Regions from separate parts of the Homo sapiens genome. Here region 2 is linked to region 1. Evidence: read pairs that join two places in POLR2A ChIA-PET (ENCODE). Cell type or tissue: OCI-LY7. All regions are shown on one strand.

Region 1 (8,000 bases):
GTTGAATTTTATCAAAGGCCTTTTCAGCATCTATTGAGATAATCATGTGGTTTTTGTGATTGATTCTCTTTATGTGATAGATTGTGTTTATTGATTTGTGTATGCTGAACCAGGCTTGCCTCCCAGGGATGAAACCACTTGATCGTGGTGGATAAGCTTTTTGATGTGCTGCTGGATTCGGTTTGCCAGTATTTTATTAAGGATTTTCACATTGATGTTCATCAGGGATATTGGCCTGAAATTTTATTTTTTTGTTGTTTTCTGCCTGGTTTTGGTATCAGGATGTGAGTTAGGGAGCAGTCTCTCTTTTTCTATTGTTTGGAATCATTTCAGAAGGAATGGTACCAGCTCCTCTTCGTACCTCTGGCAGAATTCGGCTGTGAATCTGTCTGTTCCTGGGCTTTTTTTTTTGGTAGATAGGCTATTAATTACTGCCTCAATTTCAGAACTTGCAATTGGTCTATTCAGGGATTCGACTTCTTCCTGGTTTAGTCCTGGGAGGGTGTATGTGTCCAGGAATTTATCCATTTCTTCTAGATTTTCTAGTTTATTTGCATAGAGGTGTTTATAGTGTCCTCTGATGATAGTTTGTATTTCGGACAACATAATTGAAAGTAAAACACTCCTCACCAAATGCAAAAGAACATAACTCATAGGAAACAGTCTCTGAGACCACAGTGCAGTCAAATTAGAACTCAGGATTGAGATACTCACTCAAAACCGTACAACTACATGGAAACTGACCAACTTGCTCCTGAATGACTACTGGGGTAAATAATGAAATTAAGGCAGAAATAAATAAGTTATTTGAAAGCAGTGAGAACAAAGACACAACATACCAGAATCTCTGTGACACACACAGCTAAAGCAGTGTTTAGAGGGAAATTTATAGCACTAAATGCCCACAGGAGAAAGAAGGGGAGATCTAAAATTGATACCCTAACATCACAATTACAAGAACTAGAGAAGCAAGTGCAAACAAATTCAAAAGCTAGCAGAAGACAAGAAATAACTAAAATCAGAGCACAATTGAAGGAAATAGAGACACAAAAACCCTTCCAAAAAATCAGTGAATCCAGGAGCTGTTTTTCTTAAAACATTAACAAATAGATAGACCACTAACCAGACTGATAAAGAAAAAACACAGAATGGCAATTATTAAAAAGTCAAGAAACAACAAATGCTGGTGAAACAGTGGTGTAATAGGAACACTTTTACACTGTTGGTGGGAATGTAAATTAGTTCAACCATTGTGGAAGACAGTGTGGCGATTCCTCAAGGATCTAGAACTAGAAATATCATTTGACCCAGCAATCTTATCACCAGGTATATACCCAGAAAAATATAAATTATTCTATTATAAAGATACCTGCACATGTATGTTTATTGCAGCAATATTCACAATAGCAAAGACATGGAATCAACCCAAATGCCCATCAATGGTAAACTGGATAAAGAAAATGTGGTACATATACACAATGGAATACTATGCAGCCATAAAACAAAATGAATTGATGTCCTTTGCAGAGACATGGATGAAGCTGGGAACCATCATTCTCAGCAAGCTAACACAGGGACAGAAAGCCAAACACCTCATGTTCTCACTAATAAGTGGGAGCTTAACAGTGAAAATACATGGTCACAGAGAGGAGAACAACACACACTGGGGCCTGTTGGAGGGGCAGCGGTAGGGAGAGCATCAGGATAAACAGCTTAATGTATGCTGGGCTTAATACCTAGGTGATGGGCTGATAGGTGCAGCAAACCACCATGGCACACGTTTACCTAGGTATCAAACTTGCATGTTCTGCACATGTATCCCAGAACTTAAAATAATTTTTTAAAAGCAAAGATACTTGAAAGTGTAATGACAGTTTTACCAAAATAGAATATAGGTAAGTCTGTATAGTAGGGATAAATTAAGAAAGGTTAGATTATTTATAATTTCAGTTTAAGAAGTTAGCTCTTAAATCTTTAAGCACTGTAGAACTGAGCATTCAAACCTGAGCACGTGGTGATATAACTTGAGTAATATATTAGAAACATAATTTGTCAAAAATATGCAGTCATATTACATGTCATATATTTAACTCCTGTGAATTATTTATAATAAATACATAAAGCAAAATAACCAAGTTGCAGTTCCATCATGTTATAATAAAAATGCCTGTGTGTGAAGAACATGAGACAAGATAGGAGTTCATAAAAATTATTTTTAAGACAGCTTGAGATTTTTTATCTCAATGGCAAAACAAAGCATAAAAGAATAGATAGAGAAATGAAGACGGACATTTGCTTTGAAGTATTTTAAAGTTTGAGACTATGTAAAACACTCAGATATTTGGAAACAGTACACTAGCTAAGAAGAGAATTCAATATTCGCCGTTAAAAAGAAAAATATGATAATCTTCCACAACCACATGTATTAGTTGAAGGTTTTAGATCAATAAAAGAGAATAGAGTTAGAGGAAGAAAGAAAACATGAAGGGGAAAAGCAAAACATTAAGAATGTTGAATGGTAACTAATAGAATAAGAAGTCAACACAGAAGCAAAAAAAAAAAAAAAGACTTTGACATAAGAAAATCAGTATGATAGTAGTATAATCATGCCAAAAACCAACAAAGTGTCTTAAAAATGAGAAGGTGGTTATTAATGTCCCAGACAGAAGATGTATTTGAGAACATTTTTTAGAATTATATCCACAACCATAAATATGGATACAAATAATAGCATTATGAAGAATAACAGCATAAATGTACTGAATGCTGACCATACAAAAGGCAGAGTACAATGAGACCTTTATATAAAATCATGAGTCTTTACTATAGTCCTTCATATTGACATATCATTCTTTTCTATGATACATATATTGGGAAATATCAAAGTAACAATCTAATCTCAGATCCTCTGACCACAGACAGGCAAAATACCCCAATGTATAAAACTACTTACCTTTTGAATGAAGAGTGAGGCATACATACATGTATAATTGTGCAAGTATTTAAATGGGATTTTCCACTATCTAGTATATGTGTGTGACTTGAGTTACTCATTTCCTCAAGTAATTAATCAAATATTTGAATATCAAGTTCATCCAATATTCTGCTAATTAGACCAGCAAATGCTTACAAACCAGCCTTAAAACCTGGTGAATTCTAGATTTTTTTTTTATGTAAGAGTATTATTCTTAGAATCAAGAGACCATTTTCTGATACTAATTTTCCATGTGAGTTACGATACACCACTATATCATTCATTGGTTTTGTTTCTTCTATTAGATAAATTTGCATTTATTTGTTAGAATCATATTTTTAAGACAAAGGATATATTCCATTAGCTATTTCTATGTCATAAATTTCAGAATCATCAATTTCTTAATTTACATAACAAAAATGTAATTGATAATAGCAGCAGGTTTGCATAATATATATTAAATATCTTTTATAAATTATCTTGATATATCTGAGTATTTTAAAAAATTAGATTTATAACTCATATCTTTGCTACTGAAACATCAGGGATTCATTCTCGGTCTTGCCTATTGCACAGAAAGCCAATCACTGAGACAAGGAGTATCGCCAGGGAAAAATGCTTTAATCTGGTGCTGCAGCCAAGGAGGTGGGAAATCATTCCCAAATTCTTCTCCCTGACACATTAAAATGATTGATTTTATATAGCAAGTAAGACACATTATCATGTGTGGGAAATCAGGAATCAGGGAGAGGTAAGGAAGAGGAGTTGGTCAACAGGGAGCAGGCAGTCAATTAGGCAATCATTATAGGTGAGTTGACTGGTGTCTCATTGTCCAGATGTGGTAATATCCCCGTGATATTATCCAGGAGGCCTGATGGTTCGTTTCCTGAGAAAGAAGCTCAGGTAATACAAATGTGGCTTTCTCAGGAATCAAGACTGGGAAGGTCAATCTCTATGTTTATTCAAAAGAAACCATAAACATAAGTTCTATGGAACAACTAGGCCAGTTTTATCTTCATAACTTCTCTAGAAAAAAAATAAAACCTACTGAGAGAGGAGGCAGGTAGGAACTGGTCAGGCAACTAGTGAGGGAGTGTCTTGGAAGAGGAACTATACCTGTGGGAACATACCTGCACCACCTCTGTTATGTAGCTAGCAGGAGGAAATGTAGTTAAGAACTTAATCTTATACCAAGATGCTTGCTCAGAAGGGACTTTCCAGCCACCCACACAGGCACAGACAAGAACTGAGGGCATCCTAAAATAACCCTGAACTCATTATAATGCCATTAGCATCGTGGTTTTAGCCCCCACCCCCCACCATGTATTTCACTTAAGCACTCATGGGTAACAACCAAGATAGAGTTACTATAGTCAACCCCAGGCATGCACAAATGTAACACCCCAGGGGGAATTTTAGCCCTCCCATTAAGGCAGAACCCATAGAAGACTTCCTTATTTCTGCCACATAAAAGACCCAAAACTCAGCCCCCTTTTTGGCAACCCCTCTTTGGGTCCCCTCTCACTGCTGAGAGCTTTTCTGTTGCTTAATAAGTCCTACTCTGCTTTACTCTCCAATGTCTGTGTGCCTTATTCTTCTTGGCTTTGGAACAAGAACTCAGACCTCACTAAACTAAGGAGTAAGGAGGCTGCAACACTACTCCACAGAGGCCATGTCCTATGTACCCAAATGTGCACTTGTAATTTCTCTTCTAACACTAAAACCTAGAAGATAACTACATTAATTTTATTTCATACATAATTCACAGATGCACATACACATACACAAATATAGAGTAAAACAATGTAAAATATATATTTTTCATTTAGTTAGCTTTTTAAAAACTCCAATGACTTATTTACAAATCTAGTAAATACTAAATCACTGAAAAATTATTTTAAAGTAAATAAACTTAAATAACTTGATGCACATTTTTATAGAGTCCATTTACTTTACATTATTATGCAAGTTTTGTGACACTGTAAATGATAACTTTAATTATGTTTAATTATAAAATCCATTTGAGACATTTTAAAGTTTTTGGATATTATATTAAATGGTTAAGCAAATCAAAGTTTGGTAGTTTAATTTGCCTATGAAAATAAGCTTGTTAAAGTAACCCATAGGTAACATAATTCGACTAAATAAGAAACAGGTTATAAGTTTTAATAAAATCAGTTTAATTAAAGTTCATGTAATAAAAAGCTCCATCAGCATAATATTGAATTTAGTACTAAAAATAGTCAAGTATCTCTGAATTTTTTATTTATCTTTCACATAGTTAAGCATTTTTACATGCAGCAGGACCCAGACCAAAGTCCTGGAACTTTGGAAACAAATAATTGAGTTTAAAATCTGCTATAAACATTTTAAACTCAGATATATTAAGATAATTTATTAAAATTATTTAATGCACATTATGTAAGCCTGCTGCTACATGTAAAGCATTTTTACATGTACAAGCATTTTACATGTCATTAAGCATTTTGAAATGTAAGCATATTTACATTATAGCTAAGAATTTTTAGATCCATTTAAATTAAAATCTTTAGTTTAATTAGATCCCATTTGTCAATTTTGTCTTTTGTTGCCATTGCTTTTGGTGTTTTAGACATGAAGTCCTTGCCCATGCCTATGTCCTGAATGGTAATGCCTAGGTTTTCTTCTAGGGTGTTTATGGTTTTAAGTCTAACGTTTAAGTCTTTAATCCATCTTGAATTGATTTTTCTATAAGGTGTAAGGAAGGAATCCAGTTTCGGCTTTCTACATATGGCTAGCCAGTTTTCCCAGCACCATTTATTAAATAGGGAATCCTTTCCCCATTGCTTGTTTTTGTCAGGTTTGTCAAAGATCAGATAGTTGTAGATATGCAGCATTATTTCTGAGGGCTCTGTTCTGTTCCATTGATCTACATCTCTGTTTTGGTACCAGTACCATGGTGTTTTGGTTACTGTAGCCTTGTAGTATAGTTTGAAGTCAGGTAGTGTGATGCCTCCAGCTTTGTTCTTTTGGCTTAGGATTGACTTGGCGATGTGGACTCTTTTTTGGTTCCATATGAACTTTAAAGTAGTTTTTTCCAATTCTGTGAAGAAAGGCATTGGTAGCTTGATGGGGATTGGCATTGAATCTGTAAATCACCTTGGGCAGTATGGCCATTTTCACGATATTGATTCTTCGTACCCATGAGCATGGAATGCACTTCCATTTGTTTGTGACCTCTTTTATTTCCTTGAGCAGTGGTTTGTAGTTCTCCTTGAAGAGGTCCTTCACATCCCTTGTAAGTTGGATTCCTAGGTATTTTATTCTCTTTGAAGCAATTGTGAATGGGAGTTCACTCATGATTTGGCTGTTTGTCTGTTGTTGTTGTATAAGAATGCTTGTGATTTTTGCACATTGATTTTGTATCCTGAGACTTTGCTGAAGTTGCTTATCAGCTTAAGGAGATTTTGGGCTGAGACAATGGGGTTTTCTAGATATACAATCATGTCGTCTGCAAACAGGGACAACTTGACGTCCTCTTTTCCTAATTGAATACCCTTTATTTCCTTCTCCTGCCTAATTGCCCTGGCCAGAGCTTCCAACACTGTGTTGAATAGGAGTGGTGAGAGAGGGCATCCCTGTCTTGTGCCAGTTTTCAAAGGGAATGCTTCCAGTTTTTGCCCATTCAGTATGATATTGGCTGTGCTTCTGCACAGGAAAAGAAACTACCATCAGAGTGAACAGGCAAACTACAAAATGGGAGAAAATTTTCACAACCTACTCATCTGACAAAGGGCTAATATCCAGAATCTACAATGAACTCAAACAAATTTACAAGAATAAAACAAACAACCCCATCAAAAAGTGGGTGAAGGACATGAACAGACACTTCTTAAAAGAAGACATTTATGCAGCCAAAAAACACATGAAAAAATGCTCACCATCACTGGCCATCAGAGAAATGCAAATCAAAACCACAATGAGATACCATATCACACCAGTTAGAATGGCAATCATTAAAAAGTCAGGAAACAACAGGTGCTGGAGAGGATGTGGAGAAATAGGAACACTTTTACACTGTTGGTGGGACTGCAAACTCGTTCAACCATTGTGGAAGTCAGTGTGGAGATTCCTCGGGGATCTAGAACTGGAAATACCATTTGACCCAGCCATCCCATTACTGGGTTTATACCCAAAGGACTATAAATCATGCTGCTATAAAGACACATGCACCCGTATGTTTATTGCGGCATTATTCACAATAGCAAAGACTTGGAACCAACCCAAATGTCCAACAATGATAGACTGGATTAAGAAAATGTGGCACATATACACCATGGAATACTATGCAGCCATAAAAAATGATGAGTTCATGTCCTTTGTAGGGACATGGATGAAATTGGAAATCATCATTCTCAGTAAACTATCACAAGGACAAAAAACCAAACACCGCATGCTCTCACTCATAGGTGGGAATTCAACAATGAGAACACATGGACACAGGAAGGGGAACATCACACTCTGGGGACTGTTGTGGGGTGGGGGAAGAGGGGAGGGATAGCATTAGGAGATATACCTAATGCTAAATGACGAGTTAATGGGTGCAGCACACCAGCATGGCACATGTATACATATGTAACTAACCTGCACAATGTGCACATGTACCCTAAAACTTGAAGTATAATAAAAAAAATTGAACAAAAACAAAACAAAACAAAAAAATAAATTAAAATCTTGATTTTGAACCTGGAAAGTAGTCTTATGATATCTCTATCTTTTTGTAGTTGCTAAACTGAAAAGTACTGTCTGTTCTCAGAGATATCACAATCTCATCAGTAGATTCCATGGGCTGGCATATTTGACTGCAGTTAAATCCATTCTTTGTGGTCTTCAAAGTGAATCTTATTTCATGTAGTTCCGAAAAGGAGAAGAGATAATTACATCTAACTTGAAGGCTTATTGAAGAATCCTTTAAATTACCTATGCCTCTCTTCATTAAGAAAATACAAGATAATTTGAATCTAGCTAATAAATTAAGGCTTACTGG
Region 2 (8,000 bases), 150 kb after region 1:
GTTTGCAGATGAGATGATTGTATATGCACAATCACATCATACCCCATTGTCTCAGCCCAAAATCTCCTTAAGCTGATAAGAAATGTAAGCAAATTCTCAGGATACAAAATCAATGTGCAAAAATCACAAGCATTCTTATACATCAACAACAGCCAAACAGAGAGCCAAATCATGAGCAAACTCCCATTCACAATTACTACAAAAAAATAAAATACCTAGGAATCCAACTTACAAGGGATGTGAAGGACCTCTTCAAGCAGAACTACAAACCACTGCTCAACGAAATAAAAGAGGATACAAACAAATGGAAGAACATTCCATTCTCATAAATAAAAAGAATCAATATGGTGAAAATGGCCGTATTCCCCAAGGTAATTTATAGATTCAATGCTATCCCCATCAAGCTACCACTGACCTTCCTCAAAGAATTGGAAAAAACTACTTTAAATTTCATATGAAATCAAAAAAGAGCCCCATAGCCAAGACAATCCTAAGGAAAAAGAACAAAGCTGGAGGCATCGCGCTACCTGACTTCAAACTATACTACAAGTCTACAAGACAGCATGAGACCGGTACCAAAACAGATATATAGATCAATGTATCAGAACAGAGGCCACAGAAATAACACCACACATCTACAACCATCTCATCTTTGACAAACCTGATGAAAACAAGCAAGGGGGAAAGGATTCCCTATTTAATAAACGGTGCTGTGAAAACTGGCTAGCCATATGTAGAAAGCTGAAACTGGATCCCTTCCTTACACCTTACACAAAAATTAACTCAAGATGAATTAAAGACTTAAATGTAAGACATAAAACCATAAAAACCCTAGAAGAAAACCTAGGTAATACCATTCAGGACATAGGCATGGGAAATGACTTCATGACTAAAACACCAAAAGCAATGGCAACAAAAGCCAAAATTGACAAATGGGATCTAATTAAACTAAAGAGCTTCTGCACAGCAAAAGAAACTATCATCAGAGTGAACAGGCAACCTACAGAATGGGAGAAAAATTTTGCAGTCTATCCATCTGACAAAGGGTTAATATCCAGAATCTACAAAGGACTTAAACAAATTTACAAGAGAAAAACAAAAAAACCCATCAAAAATTGGGCAAAGGATATGAACAGACACTTCTCAAAAGAAGACATTTATGCAGCCAACAGACATGTGAAAAAATGCTCATCATCACTGGTCATCAGAGAAATGCAAATCAAAACCACAATCAGATACCATCTCATGCCAGTTAGAATGGCAATCATTAAAAAGGAAACAACAGATGCCGGAGAGGATGTGGAGAAATAGGAACGCTTTTACACTGTTGGTGAGAGTGTAAATTAGTTCAACCATTGTGGAAGACAGTGTGGCACTTCCTCAAGGATCTAGAACTAGAAATCCCATTTGACCCAGCGATCCCATTACTGGGTATATACTCAAAGGATTATAAATCATGCTACTATAAAGACACACGCACACGTTATGTTTACTGCGGCACTATTCACAATAGCAAAGACTTGGAACCAACCCCAATTCCCACCAATAATAGACCAGATAAAGAAAATGTGGCACATATACAGCATGGACTACTATGCAGCCATAAAAAAGGATGAGTTCATGTCCTTTGCAGGGACATGGATGGAGCTGGAAACCATCATTCTCAGGAAAATGTCACAAGGACAGAAAACCAAACACTGCATGTTTTCACTCATAAGTGGGAGTTGAACAATGGGAACACATGGACACAGGGAGGGGAGCATCACATACCAGGGCGTGATGGGGGGTGGGGGGCTGAGGGAGGGATAGTGTTAGGAAAAATACCTAATGTAAATGACAAGTTGATGGGTGCAGCAAACCAACATGGCACATGTATATCTATGTAAGATACCTGCAGGTTGTGCACATGTACCCTAGAACTTAAAGTATAATAAAAAAAGAAAAATTGTACCTTTTACTAGAAACATACAAAGTAATCATTTATTATCATATCTAATTTAATGGTTTGTGAATATATTGCTTATATTAAAGTTAGTGCTTTAGGAAATTTGGTTACAACATATTTAAATGTTTAAGAGTATTTATAGGCCGGGCACGGTGGCTCACGCCTGTAATCCCAGCACTTGGGAGGCCGAGGCAGGCAGATCACGAGGTCAGGAGATTGAGACCGTCCTGGCTAACACAGTGAAACCCTGTCTCTACTAAAAATACAAAAAAAATTAGCCAGGCGTGGTGGTGGGCGCCTGTAGTCCCAGCTACTCGGGAGGCTGAGGCAGGAGAATGGCGTGAACCCGGGAGGCGGAGCTTGCAGTAAGCCGAGATCACGCCACTGCACTCTAGCCTGGGCCACAGAGCGAGACTCTGTCTCCAAAAAAGAAAAGAGTATTTATAAAGTTTGTTCAGCTTTCTTCAGCTCCTGTTTCCAAGAGTTGGCTTGTCACTTTCACATAACCTAAGTATACAATAAAAAAGTGAGCTCCAGGCTGGGGACGGTGGCTCACGCCTGTAATCCCAGCACTTTGGGAGGGCAAGGCAGGTGGATCACGAGGTCAGGAGTTTGAGACCAGCCTGGCCAACGTGGTGAAACCCCATCTCTACTTAAAATTCAAAAATTAGCTGGGTGTGGTGGCAGGCACCTGTAATCCCAGTAACTCAGGAGGCTGAGGCAAGAGAATCATTTGAACCTGGGAGGCAGAGGTTGCAGTGAGGCAAGATTGCGCCACTGCACTCCAGCCTGGGCAATAGGACTCTGTCTCAAAAAAAAAAAAAAATGTGATTTCCATTCTTACCAGATGGTAAGTGTTGCCACTAATTTTAAAATGTATCTGTACTAATATATCTTTTTAAATCAGAATATACTACCATGCCAAAAAGTGAGTATAATAAAGTTTATATTCAGATTTCCTTTATGACATCAATAGTTTAGAAATGTTTGCATGTTATTATCTTCATTTTTTAAAGAAAGTGAAAATATATAAAGAGAGTGTTGTATAGCAGTGGAAATTTTTTGTATTCCTTTTCTCAAATATGTGGCAAGAAAAAAGGTACATCATTTAATAATTTAAATTTTTCCTTCAGAACAATATAGATTATTTATCTTATGATGAATACTGATGGGTGTCTTTATAGGTTTTAGTTCTACATGCTGTTGCTTAAAAGGCAGGACTTTCATGTATTGCATTCTTAAGCATTATGTGCATAATAGGATTTTCTTACAGAAATCTCTGTACCAACACCACGAAGTATTATATTATTATAGTGTTCAATTTACATTTAATTTAATGAGAAACTGCTTTTCCCATTTAACTTCGGTTTCAAATCTAATTTAGCATTTCTTGAATAGGATATATGCAGAATCCGTTTTTAGTAGAAATGGTAAAATAATTTTATTTTGCCATTCAGCATATTTGATTTCTTTAATTTTTACTCAAAAGACCTAAGAATACATCCTTAAAACCATAGCTTGATATATCACTTGATATCTAATGTTATGCTTTACTCTAAACCATTATTAAAAAATGTGTTTTGAGGCTAATATATATTTAGCTAAAATTGAAAGTGGAAGTGGAACTCATATGCAATGGCTGAAATGTCATCATGTTTCTCTCTCGGTTACTTCAATTATATGCACAGAGAGGACACCCAATTAATTTTATAGTAATTGTGTTTATTCGTTCATTTATTAAAACAACTATTGAGTGCCATCATGTGTAAGGTTAGTTGCAGCTTTGAGAACACTGGATACAAAGAAAAACTGTGTCTTTATGGAGCTGACAATCTAGAACTCCTAACTGAAGAAAGGTATACAAAATATTTTAATACTTTTTTTCTTCCCCTTTGGCCAATAATAATCTTATTAATAATCAGTACACATTTAGATAATTCTGTTTAGCTGATGAAAGCCTAGAGAATACAGAGAAAGATCTCTGAACTCCCAAAATCAAGCAGCTTAATATGTGTGCATTTTATCCTCCCAACCTATACATAATATTTTAGCACTCTGCATTCTTTATATTACGGTTCTACTAACATCTTTCCTTGCTCATCTCTAAGCAAAAATATAAGAATGTGATTTTGTTCTCATTAAAGCGTTATTTTTGGGAAATTACATACATTTAAAAACTGCCTCCAAATTTACACAAGATATTAGGACTTTTGATCGTTGTTACGTGTCTGCTCAAAAGTTGTAGTTTGCTGGGAGAGATATCAGTGTCAGAATAGGAAGGATTGTACTGTTTTTCCCTCCCATGGACACACTGATTTAACAAAAATGAAAGTACAAATACATTTCGTGAAAAATCCAGAAACTAGTTAGGTTATGAAACAAGTTGTATCAAAGCTGGTAGAAAAATTCACGACACCTCCTTTCCATAATTCATACCCTTGAAACAGCATCGTACAATTGAGAGAAATCGCATAGATCCTAGCTTCAGCCTGTATTGAAAAAGGCTTGAATTACACATTTAATGTTCAAACTTTTCTGGAGTCTTGTCAAAGGACTGGCTTCTATGTCCCTGATCTTGCAGCACTGATGACACCCAGCATACTCTAGATGCCTGGGGATCACTGAGAATAAAGATGGGAGTTTGAAATAGATGTATGTAGTTATCATAGCTCCTCCTTTGACTCAACACAGAGACAGAAGAAATAAAACTCAGTTCTCCGTTTCTCTCTAGGGAGGGAATGAGTTGGACCACATATCCAACATTTCCGCTATCCTATCACTGTCCAAGGGACTTATTTTTATCTTGCTTGTCTCATATCAATAATGACAGCCAGTATACTATAAACTTCTGGTAGCCACTAAGAACTAATAAGCAGTGTTTTAGATTAACAGGAAAGTTTGAGCAGCTCGGAGAATCTCTGAATGGGCTAATTGATGATGATATTCTCTATGAGACCAGTATGTAAAGATAGGGAGAGGTGGCTGTTTGTTTTGCATGTGCAGTTACCTACACAAAGAGTGAAGAAAAATGAAGAAAGAGAGACATATTTCCAAAACATAGGAACAAAATAAATCTCAAGAAATATAATCAAATGAAATAGACATATTATTTACCTGACAGTGAATTCACATTAATTGTCTGTTAAATCTAGTTTAGCCTAAACCCACCTCCTTACATATTTGAGTTCAGCTTAAAGACTTTTCTGTACATTGTGAACTATAACAAGTGGATGTGTAAACCATAGCTCACACCTGTGCCACTCTCTGAGTTTTGGCCAATCAAATGCTGCCAACTCTTCAAATTATGTTCAAATGTGGCAAATGCCAAGCTGTAACCAATCCAGTTGTTGCTGTACCTCACTTGTGTTTTCTGTATGTCACTTTCCTTTTGCTGTCCATAAATCTTCTCCACCACATGACTATGCTGGAGTCTTTCTGAATCTGCTGTGATTCTGGGAGCTGCCCAATTTGCAAATTGTTTATTGCTCAATTAAAGTCCTTTAAATTTAATTCAGCTAAAGTTTTTCTTTTTTTTTTATTATACTTTAAGTTTTATGGTACATGTGCACAACGTGCAGGTTTGTTACATATGTATATATGTGCCATGTAGGTGTGCTGCACCCATTAACTCGTCATTTAACATTAGGTATATCTCCTAATGCTCTCCCTCCCTCCTCCACCCACCCCACAACAGGCTCCAGTGTGTGATGTTCCCCTTCCTGTGTCCATGTGTTCTCATTGTTCAATTCCCACCTATGAGTGAGAACATGCAGTGTTTGGTTTTTTGTCCTTGTGATAGTTGGAAGTCAAATTGTCCCTGTTTGCAGATGACATGATTGTATATCTAGAAAACCCCATTGTCTCAGTCCAAAATCTCCTTAAGTTGATAAGCAACTTCAGCAAAGTCTCAGGATACAAAATCAATGTGCAAAAATCACAAGCATTCTTATACACCAATAACAGACAAACAGAGAGCCAAATCATGAGTGAACTCCCATTCACAATTGCTTCAAAGAGAATAAAATACCTAGGAATGCAACTTACAAGGGACGTGAAGGACCTCTTCAAGGAGAACTACAAACCACTGCTCAATGAAATAAAAGAGGATACAAACAAATGGAAGTACATTCCATGCTCATGGGTAGGAAGAATCAATATTGTGAAAATGGCCATACTGCCCAAGGTAATTTATAGATTCAATGCCATCCCCATCAAGCTACCAATGACTTTCTTCACAGAATTGGAAAAAACTACTTTAAAGTTCATATGGAACCAAAAGAGAGCCCGCATTGCCAAGTCAATCCTAAGCCAAAAGAACAAAGCTAGAGGCATCATGCTACCTGACTTCAAACTATACTACAAGGCTACAGTAACCAAAACAGCATGGTACTGGTACCAAAACAGATATATAGTCCAATGGAACAGAACAGAGACCTCAGAAATAATGCCACATATCTACAACTATCTGATCTTTGACAAACCTGACAAGAACAAGAAATGGGGAAAGGATTCCCTATTTAATAAATGGTGCTGGGAAAACTGGCTAGCCATATGTAGAAAGCTGAAACTGGATCCCTTCCTTACACCTTATATGAAATTTTTCTTTTAACAGATGGTGTCATAAATGGGATCCAGGGTAGAGCTTTAACGACCCCCCAGCAGTGATGAGTAAACAAGCAAGGTACCAGCAATGACACACTTGTGTCCATTGATCTCTAAGAGCAGCTGGGGATTGTGGGTAAGTTCTCTCTGAGATTTGGGAGATTCATAAATTTGTGTTTTGAGCTCACCAAGTTTCTTTGAGCATATTTCTGAAGCAAACTGAGTTTTAAAGTTGTGACAGAAGTTGGACTGTGTCCAGGATTGAATTTGATCTGGTAATTCACTGGCTTAGATCCAGTTAGAGGCCTCTTACATCTAACTGGGTTAGAAAGAAACTGGTAGTAAGTTGTAATATTGCAGGGGTTGTAAAATTTGGCTATTAAAAATTCACAAGGATCTTTGTGTTCTACCTTTTTGTTTCATTTTTTTTCTGCATGCTTAGGCAGGAAAAAAATCATTGACTAAGTTAATTAAGGGAACCTGAGAACCAAGCATTGGCTTTAGGTAAAAATGTGATTCTTAATTATTGAATAACTTATTTCTTTCTGGCTTACACGTGCATAAGTGTTAGGCCTGGGAAGCAACAAAGTGTTGCAGAAATGGCAAGACCATACTAAAGATAACTTAGAGTGAAACATTCCAAATGAACAACACACTGGAGTTCATTTAAAACAATGAGGGCTCCCAAATTAGCCTCATCTAGAGATGCCTATTGATATGCAGAAGCTTCTAAAAAGATTTCAGTATTTTCATTTAAAGCACACATATTTTGCTCTGGCCAGATTGGAAAATATTATAATTCAGGTCTTTCACGCAGCTGGTTGGGTGGCAACTTGCAAAATTGAAAGGATTTTGCCTATGGTTCTCTGATTTTCCTTTGTGATGCAGCTTGGCCCCTGGAGCTATGGTGTGGCAAGCAGGGTTGCTCAGGGAAGGGGAACCCAGAAAGCTGGCATCATAGCAAAAGGGTAAGAATTTCTTACCAGTCATACTTCTGGCCTCTCTCTCTCTGTGCAAACCAGTTGAATAAATGGTAAAAATTACTATTTATATTCTCTGTAAAGTTTTGATGAACAGAAAAAAGGGCTTAAGAGGCTAATCTTGAGCTGTAGCCAATCTGATAGTGTACTTTTCGTGTGTGGTTTTTTTTTTTTTTTTTTTTTTTGTATGGTTCTGTAATAAAGAGGAATACCTTAGAATAGAACACAAGCTTAGGACCCCATAAGCCCTGCTGTTTAAGTCAGCCCAACAAATTGGTCAGTTACAAACTTTGCTGAAGGTCTATGAAGAAAAATAAATAAAGTAAAATAAAATAAAAATAAAATAAACTGGATGACGTCCTCATCTTGTTTTATGTCCTTGGACATTTGACATGTTAACCATGTGGCAGTACTTTCTTTTGGTCTCCACCATTTTACAGTGGTGGCCCAGGTTCAATCCTGGCTTAGGGAAT

What was found. ChIA-PET counts read pairs that join two places held together with the same protein. Peaks named below come from ENCODE experiments on the same cell type or tissue, not always from the same donor. Only the 100,000 strongest peaks of a DNase experiment are listed, where the experiment ranks them.
Region 2: POLR2A ChIA-PET joins it to region 1 with 5 read pairs; 1 of 35 experiments calls an interaction of 5 or more read pairs at or near these places.

Annotation. Positions count from the first base shown.
Region 1 is chr14:42,425,410-42,433,409 of GRCh38, reverse strand. No RefSeq gene overlaps it. Among named protein-coding and RNA genes, the nearest start is that of LRFN5, 820 kb to the right of the region's middle. In OCI-LY7, no CTCF peak of the experiment used is centred here; a DNase peak (open chromatin) is centred at 4,269; H3K4me3 peaks cover 1,191 bases; H3K27ac peaks cover 1,672 bases.
Region 2 is chr14:42,273,678-42,281,677 of GRCh38, reverse strand. No RefSeq gene overlaps it. Among named protein-coding and RNA genes, the nearest start is that of LRFN5, 670 kb to the right of the region's middle. In OCI-LY7, CTCF peaks have their summits at 3,503 and 3,706; a DNase peak (open chromatin) is centred at 3,637; H3K4me3 peaks cover 690 bases; H3K27ac peaks cover 663 bases.